2 separate regions of the Homo sapiens genome follow, and region 2 is linked to region 1. A link is an interaction called in ENCODE POLR2A ChIA-PET data of the cell type or tissue named here. Cell type or tissue: GM12878. All regions are shown on one strand. Each heading gives the region's core, and the rest is flanking DNA. Links, peaks and the distances in the headings are about the cores only. Region 1 overlaps PURA (purine rich element binding protein A). Region 2 overlaps CYSTM1 (cysteine rich transmembrane module containing 1).

Region 1 (4,347 bases), core at 1-4,000:
TAGTAAAGTTGAGCTTTTACAGTGCATAATGTGACATTTGGAATGCTTATCAACTGCATGTAAACATTAATAACCTGCACTTTTTTGTCTTAAGGTTTGTTGAGCTGTTTTGTTCACTGTACTTTAACTGTGATATGGAAAAGACTGCATTCTCTGTGCTGTTACTAATTAGGAAAGAGAATTGCTTTGATTTTGTCTCTTGTTTACTATAGCTTCTTAAAGTTAAGCCTTGTACTACAGGTTGTTGGAGTACTCCTAGATCACTGTTTCATAGTAGCCAGCAATAAGTAGTGCAAGTCAACAAAAACACAGCAAACTTAGGCAAAGTGTCCTTTCTTTGAGATGCGAGTTCTTTCATGAGGTTTTCTTTAGGGCCAGAGTTACCTAAAGTGAAGCCTTTCTTATCTATAGACTTCAGATTCTGCTTGGAATCCCACCGGCTCAAGAAGCACATGTATTGTGCAATTAATTGTCTTTACACTAAAACAGTTTAATACAATCTAACTACGATTTTGAAACCAGTGTCTGATTTATGGTCAGTGGGTTTAAAAAGAAATCCACATGCAGATCTTTTAAGACTTAAAAAGTGATCATAGAAAAGACTAAGTGACTGTAAAGATGCTCTTTTTTTAAGCATCTCACTTTACCTCCCCAAGCACCCTCCCAAACCTTGTCTTCCCTCTTCTGTTGCATCCTTTCCCTACCCTTCCCTCCCAGGTGCTCGGTACTTTACCTAGTTTCTATATATCAGTGTTTTATGTTGGAATTTTTCCTTGTTTTTATTTTACTAGTTGGTAAACCCTGTTTATGCTGAAACAAATAAGGAAATGGTATATTTGACCATATGTGTTATTCATAGAAGACAGTATGATCAAATGTGCCAAAAACAAGCAAACAAAACTTAATTCCTGAGAAGTATGCCTTATTTTTATTGATCTGCTTTGTCTTACAATTAAGGTCCAAGAGCTTGGTTAAACTGTATTATTTGCCTAAGTATAAAAGAAAACTTGAACTGCATTGCAATATTGACGTTCTTTAAAATGAGAGACACTGTCAAGTAATTTAATCCAGAGATCAGCCACCAGATTTGAAATGCTTATGTATGTGTGTGTGTTTGGAGTTGTTTTTTTCTTTTAAATCACCAAATTTTTTTTAAGCTACTTTTTATTTGTGCCTCCTATTTATCATGCTGATGTTAGAAGCAGCAGTCATCCAGCCACAGAGGGAGCTAAAGTTAACTAACCAGAACTGTAGAAATCATTATACATGCCTTTGACAACAAAGGAAGTTCATAAGAAAAGCCATGTCGGCTTTTCCTCTACTAGATACAGATTGGAGGTAGATGAATATTTGCCAAATGGAAAAAAAGACAATGCTAGTCAGAAAAGACAAACTGTTTTCCAGCTTCTCAAAAAGCCATGGAGAGTAGAAACCAAAACCAACAGGGAAATAAAAAACCTTGAAAGTCTCACTTTCTAGTTGTCCCATGCAGGGGTTGAAATTTGATTCCAAGCGGAAAGTATATTATGTTTTTTCAGGCCTTCACATCTAGAGAGATGGATAACTTCCAATTTGATTTTTCAGGTAATAGAGAAAGCTGCTAGTAATTTTAACCCCTGCCTAAAGAAGACATATACTTCATTTGGGAGCAAATACTTATTGCCTTGAAAAGTAGCACTGTAATAGCCTATGATAATTAGTTGTAGAATAACCTTTATCCCTTTCAAACTATGCAAATTATTAAATAAGTGTAAATTAGGATTCAATTAAAGATAGTTGATTATATTGCAATCAGATGGCATTCACAAACTTAACTGGAGCATATACAAATATATTAGTCTAAGTTTTGTATGCTAACAGAAAGATATAATTTAGCTACCTATTCTAAAAATGGTGAATATTATTAATATTGTATAATAGGAGTGGGAAGACTGCCTCCTTTTTTGAAGAGAGAGATTAAGGATTTTTATAATTGTTTTTCATCAAATTTTAATATTTTTGTCAAATTTTTAGGTATTTAATTTGTAAAACAGTTTGCTTTGTACTGGCATACAGAAAATAGGGTATTGATTTTAAACTTTTTGAAGCCAAGTGATCAAGTACATTTGTAATAAAAGTCAATGGATCTATATCAGTTGTACTCACTGTTTTCATTTCTTATTAATATAGGGATGCTGTACTTTTTCTTAAGGAAAACTGAATTAAATTTGGGTGGAAGGGAGGGGGAAAAGATAAATCCGTTGATAATGAGAATCTGGGTGGGTATCATGGCCCAAGCACTTTATATCATTTTTTAAGTCAGTTAAGATTTGATATATTTTAAAAGATACTATGTCAACTTTTTTCTTCCTATTTTCTTATGTAACTTGACGTTTGGGGGGATTATCTCATTCATTTTTGTTTGTGTGCTTTTAACATTTTGTGTTTTGGCCCTGTTCAAACTTTCTAAACACATTTTTCTTTTATGACATTTTGGGTTATCTGCTAGACCTGGTGACCCCACCATATGGGCATGATTATTTTTATCTTCCACACATGGTTCACCTTCTTGTCTACAATATTCCCACTCATTTTTTCAGGTTATATATACACACACATTTCCAGATAATTTTAGAATGGGGCTATCTGAAATTGATGGTCTAGTAGCTTTCATAGCTCCACAATTCATTTTATTTTACATGTGAACATAATTTTAAGATTTTCTTCACCATAAAAAGTGAGATACCAAGTCTAATGACTTTTTTCCCTTTTTAAAATCTTTTGAGTATCAGAATGAGACCTTGCTATCTATGTAAAAGGATGCTAAAACAAGGGCATCTGTAGCAACTTAGGTTTGGAATAGTTGGTGATGACTCTGAGTATAACATTTATAGTTTATTATCCCTAAATTTGAATATCTTCATAATTTGGAGAGAGATGTATACACACACATACACATATATATGTATATATACATTGTGTGTGTGTATATGTATATAGATACACACATCTCCTTGAGAGTGGAATAAGTAGGAGAGATAATTTATTGGAATTGCTTACATAGATAAATTCACCAAAGTTATTTGTGTAGATTTGTTAAAGTGTATCAATTTTTAAATCACAATATTTCTGTTTTCTTCATTGCATATTAACCAAATTTTGGCCATTCATAAGTATGCTATAAAACTAAAGTGATCACTGCTATTCACGAATTATTATAGAATCTTCTTTGCAGATTTTGTGATATATTAAGAAAAGCTGATTTTAATATTAATATTTAAGAAGTTATTTGATCCTGAAAACCTAAATTTAAGGTATAGGCCATTTGACACGTCCTTTTTGAACAGAAATTTCATTACAGGCTAAGTGAAAATAAGCCAGAATTAGCATGAGTCAGGTAGAATTTCATGATAAAAGAACAACCAGATGAAATAAGAAATAATGATTGGTTTCAAGCCAATGAATCTGCTAAGCTAACTACCAAGTTTTGATGTTGAATGGTCCAGGCAATTTATGTCTTTAGGAAAGCTGAGTGTGGCAAAGGTCACTTGTTAACATTTTTCTTAACAAGAATGTCATAACTACTCATTCATTTTTATTTTGTCCCCACGTTTGGTATTTGTTTTGTTTTGTGTTTTTCCTTCCTGATGTCCTTTGCTTTTGTGGAAGATTGTCCTGTTGATAGGCAGAAACATGGTGGTGATCCTCTATGTAAAATATAGTTGCTTCTTACACATCAGAAGTATTTCACTCATTTTGGAATCACAGGATTTTCATGTTTTCATAAATACACACATTGTTTTGATAATTATTAGCAATTAGCTTATTTTGTAGCATTAGATGGAAAAATGTTTAAGCTAAAGAGTTTAATTTTCTTGATTTTGGTTCCACTTTAATAATTCAAGAGGCCTCCAAGTTCAAGGACCAAGTCCTTCTATTTTAGAATTGTGAAAAACATGGAAATACTCTTGTTAGTGTGTGTTTTGGTCTAAGGTAGATTATTAACACAGAAGGATCCTAGGAGGATTTAAGAAAATATGTCCTTATCGTGAAGTGGCAGTTAAAGTTATGGGACAGGTGAATTACCTATTCATCTTGACTAGCTCAAACAATGATAGCCATCAGCTAATGACTTATCAGACACATGTTGAGTTTGGGTCAAACTCCCATTCAGCTGGAGTGGATTGGCAATTTTAAATGCAGGTAGTTGGTGGTGGTACTTGACCTACCTCCTTACCATGTACATCTGGCATCTTCTCTCTCCTATCCTTTTTCTTTGTTTCTCTCTCCACTTTTACTCTTGCTGTAGGCCTACCAGTGGCACTCAAGCTTACTTCTTCAGAGAGAAGTAAAGAAATTTCTGACTCC
Region 2 (4,402 bases), core at 160-4,159, 62 kb after region 1:
GCATACGCCTGTAATCCCAGCTAAGTCGGGAGGCTGAGGCACAAGAATTGCTTGAACCCAGGAGGCGGAGGTTGCAATGAGCCAAGATTGTGCCACTGCACTCCAGCCTGGGAGACAGAGGAAGACTCTGTCTGAAAAATAAAAATAAAAATTTGGAAGCCTGAGGCTAACTAAATTCCTGTTTATATTTCATATATAAATAGTAAAGCTCAGATTGTTCACTCTCTTTTTTTTCTTTCTTTTCTTTTCTTTTGAGACAGAGTCTTGCTCTGTCTCCCAGGCCGGAGTGCAATGGCACGATCTCAGCTCACTGCAACCTCTGCCTCCCAGGTTCAAACGATTCTCCTGCCTCAGCCTCCCGAGTAGCTGGGACTACAGGCATGCACTACCATGCCTGGCTAATTTTTTGTATTTTTTAGTAGAGACGGGGTTTCACCACGTTGGCCAGGCTGGTCTCGAACTCCTGACCTCAGGTGATCCACCCGCCTCAGCCTCCCAAAGTGCTGGGATTACAGACGTGAGTCACCGCGCCCAGCCTCACTCTCTTTTTTCTTTTATTCTCTGTTAACCTGGTCTTGGCTTTTTTTGGAGTGCCTGGAGTAAACCAGTAACAGAAGGCTGTGGAACTGGCAGCCTATGACCCAGCATCTTTTTTAACAGCAAGAGTATTATCAGAAAGTGTCACAGCCCTCAAAGGAGTAAGTTATTAAGCTGGTCAGAGACAAAAGGGAGTAAGATTGTTCAGTAAATTGGATGAGGAGTGAAATAGTCATCTTTTAAAATTTCCCTCACCTGTGTCAGGCCACCAGTCCTGTCACTCAATCTAGTAGGATTCGAGTGCTTGCTGATGTGCCCAGGGACACTACGTACTGAACTACAACATCCATCTTTTAGACTTCTGACATTTGTTGGCCAGGTCAAGCTCTCTCTCATGAGGGAAATTCTGACAGAAAAGGCTTTCTGTTATCTGTAGGCTTAGCTGAGTGCCATGTTTCAGGCTTCCAAGCTCCTCACGCTTGGCCAAGGCTACTAATTGGCTTGGCTATAAAATGGGAGTCAGCAATTAAACAGCAGTAGTATAAAGCAAGGGAATTGAACATAAACTGACCCTCCCACTTTACAACCAAAAATGTTCACACCATTTTGGGCACTACACAAAGGAGTCTTCAAAAGGAAGTGAGCTTGGAATGATTCCTTTATAGCTTTTAGGAGATGTATGTGGAATATTATTATTGATTTAGGCCTCCAAGTCAGATCTTGGAAACTGGGTAGGTCCTCACATCTAAAGCAAAGGAGACAAATGGTTTGAATCCAGTCTCTGTGGGCAGCAAGCTTGTGGTATGACTTTGCCAAAACAACAGATGATTTATATTTTTCTAAACTCTTTTCATTAAATGGTTTAAGGGAGAATATTGATGGTCATGGTGGGAGGAGGGTTTGATCTACCTGAATTTACTCACTGAAGAGTAAATGCCTTATTCAGAGGTTCCTATCACTAGTTTCCTGATTATTTGTACTAAAGAATCATTAGCCAGTCTCAAGAGCATTGGCTCAGAAAACATCGTAACTGAAAACTATCTAGGCATGCTTCTTATTCAGAGAAAAGTAGGGATGGGAAACAGTTGAACTACAAAGACATTTGGGGAGAGGAAGACCTGGGAAATGGTGCTAGACTTCTGCCACGTTAAACGTTTAATGCTGCACGCAGTACTTTACTGGTCAGCTTTCAGTTTCAGAATCTTAGGCAGAGTCAGTTGGGGAGAAAGTGTGTGAAGAGGGGGACATTTGTAAGAATGTGGCTATTCTGTGAGCCCTTATTGTTAAGTCGAATACTTAGTGCTTTCCTGCTGCCACTAGCTTCCTGGACACTCCAGACTTTGCCCTTCTGCCTCTTCCCCACTAACAGCCTTTCCTCCCCAACACCACCCTCTCTAAAGCCAATCTAATCTTTGATCGCAGTTTCTGCACCCTTCTGGCTCTGCTAACTTTGTTGAACTAATTTTTGGTGGCCTTTAATGTCTGGTGGTGGCTGTGTGAGAAACTAATGAGGGATAATTGTATTTACTTACTGATTATTATTTTGCTTTAGGGACAATCTGCCAGACTGGAGTGCATGGCATGATCATAGCTCAGTGCAGGCTCAAACTCCTGGGCTCAAAAGATCTTCCCACCTCAGTCTCCTGAGTAGCTAGGACTACAGGCACATATCACTGTGCCTGGTTAATTTTTTATTTATATTTCATAGAGATGGGGGTCTCACTATGTTGCCCAGGCTGGTCTCAAACTCCTGAGCTCAGGCAATCCTGCTGCATGAGCCACTGCACCTGCAAGAGCCACGGGGGCCACTGCCACTGCAAGATAGCAGGACCCCCGTCTGTATTTTTTGCTATGTTGACTAGGTCTTGCTATGTTGACTAGGCCATTCTTAAAGTCCTAGCCTCAAGGGATCCTCCTGCCTCAGCTTCCCAAAGTGCTGGGATCACAGGCGTGTGACACCACCTTCGGCCGGGTAGTTGTATTTAAAGGGAGGGTCTTGAAAGTAAACCCTAGTGTTTTTCACACTTCATTTGTGTTCCCCTGCATGATTTTTGTCTTATCTTTATGTCATCTGTACTGTTGTTTAACATTCTTCTTAAAGTTGACCCATTTTTTAAAACCCTAAAATTTGTTTAAAAGGGAAACGATATCATTGCCTTAAACTGATAACTACTACATCACCTGTCACAAATAGAAGGTATAAATTATTGAAGTTGTTTGTCCATGTTCCCCAAGTTCCACATATCCCACCTGGGGCAATACAGCCTTTACCCAAAGATATGACTCACTAATAGTGAGTTTTTCAGGCAGCAGTAGATGGGTGGTAGGATGGTTTGGAGTAGGCAGGCCTTCAGAGAGGGCCCCTTCAATCCTATCTTTTCCTAAAACTTGTGTGGTTCTATGATACTAGGAAGGCCACAGAATGAAGAATCTAGGAGGTAACAAGAGGTAAATGCAATGTGAAACCACTTCTGTTTTGATCTGAAGTTTGCCAAAAAGAGGCCTGAGTGGTGGTGAGGCTGTATACTATATTAAATTCTAGGCCCTCTGCCAGGGGTGTGGCTTCATTGATGCTGTGTTACATTGTTCTTTCTGTGCCAGCGTGCTCTTAGAAAACTCAGATTCTCCTGGGAAACTCAGATCTTTCTTGGGGGGCAGGAGGGATGCTTTTTTTTTTTTTAACTCATCAATAACCCAAACTACTTTGAGTTCCTTTCACATATAGAGAACTGTTTGTGGATGTTGCTAATGATAGAAACTGAAGTTATCATCTAGAATTTTTTTCCCCCAATCTTCATTGTCCGTAAAGCCTATTCCTTTAAGAATCCTATGAAAACAGAAGAAAGGGGGAGGGTGAGCTGCCCTGGGTTGTATGGTCTCTTAGGGTGCAGCACATGATAGGCATGAGTGGTACTTCCTGGTTTGATGTGAAATTCACTGTTGTCCATTAAGAGCCACCCCGCAGTGCTGACTGAGCTGCTGCTCCCTCAGAGGGTCAGGAGAGCGTGCTTTCATGATGGAGCAAAGCCAGGCTGGCTTGGTATTCATCAGGAACCAGGAGCGCTTAGTTAAATTGCCAGCACGTTAAGCTGTAGGGGCCTCTTTCTAAATCATCAAGATTTCAACTTTCCCACAAAGCCTAATCTAATGCTCTGGGAGGAGGCAGGCAGAGCCTGTCTTTCAGGGGCTGGGCTGGCAGGGGACCTGGCCTGGGAAGTGGCCTTATCAGGCTTGTTGGGAGGGATGGACCTGTCCCTTTCTAGTGTGTCCTCTCAACTTGGCAGGGGGCAGAGTTCTTCCCTTTTCTCTCTCTCCATGCCCTAACCGCTCCTTTCAATTCCCCAACTCACTTTCTGTGTTCACAGCTTTCTTCCCTTTTCCTTTCCCTTCTGTTCAATACTGCCCTCTCTTTTGAGCCTCTCTCTTGCTGGGCCCCATTTTCTCTCCATTCTCACTTTGAGGGTTGACTATTTGAAGTTCCAATTATAATGCTGTCCTATATGTCCCAGTGACTAGATGTAATTCAGAGATCCCTACCCTATTTTTCTGAGGAGAAGCCAACCTTCATTTCTCTACTGGCTTTCAGATAGCAGTGTTGGTGGGGTACTGACCAGAGTCCCTGAACTGAGTGGTTGGGTGAGGCTGGATGTGCTCCTCCCCGATATGGGGGTCCCAGCAGTATGGGGAAGGTATTATAATCAGGGTTTGCTGACAATGCCAGGATCCATTAGACAAGGGGCTGAGGCTTACCTGTGGGGACCCTTCCATAAGCTGAATGCAGAGGGGAATACTGCATCCAGGCAGTCCTCTAGCTTTTGCAGAGGACCATACATGATGAATGAAGGCTGGAGAAGGAGCCCTTGGG

The links. ChIA-PET counts read pairs that join two places held together with the same protein. Peaks named below come from ENCODE experiments on the same cell type or tissue, not always from the same donor. Only the 100,000 strongest peaks of a DNase experiment are listed, where the experiment ranks them.
Region 2: POLR2A ChIA-PET joins it to region 1 with 5 read pairs; 15 of 35 experiments call an interaction of 5 or more read pairs at or near these places.

The regions. Positions count from the first base shown.
Region 1 is chr5:140,117,286-140,121,632 of GRCh38, forward strand. It overlaps PURA (purine rich element binding protein A), which reads left to right. Exons shown (of 1, transcript NM_005859.5): 1 at 1-4,347. Among named protein-coding and RNA genes, the nearest start is that of PURA, 5.4 kb to the left of the region's middle. In GM12878, for the core only: no CTCF peak of the experiment used is centred there; no DNase peak of the experiment used is centred there.
Region 2 is chr5:140,179,426-140,183,827 of GRCh38, forward strand. All of the region lies in intron 1 of CYSTM1 (cysteine rich transmembrane module containing 1), which reads left to right. Among named protein-coding and RNA genes, the nearest start is that of CYSTM1, 6.4 kb to the left of the region's middle. In GM12878, for the core only: no CTCF peak of the experiment used is centred there; a DNase peak (open chromatin) is centred at 1,716; H3K4me3 peaks cover 687 bases; H3K27ac peaks cover 1,484 bases.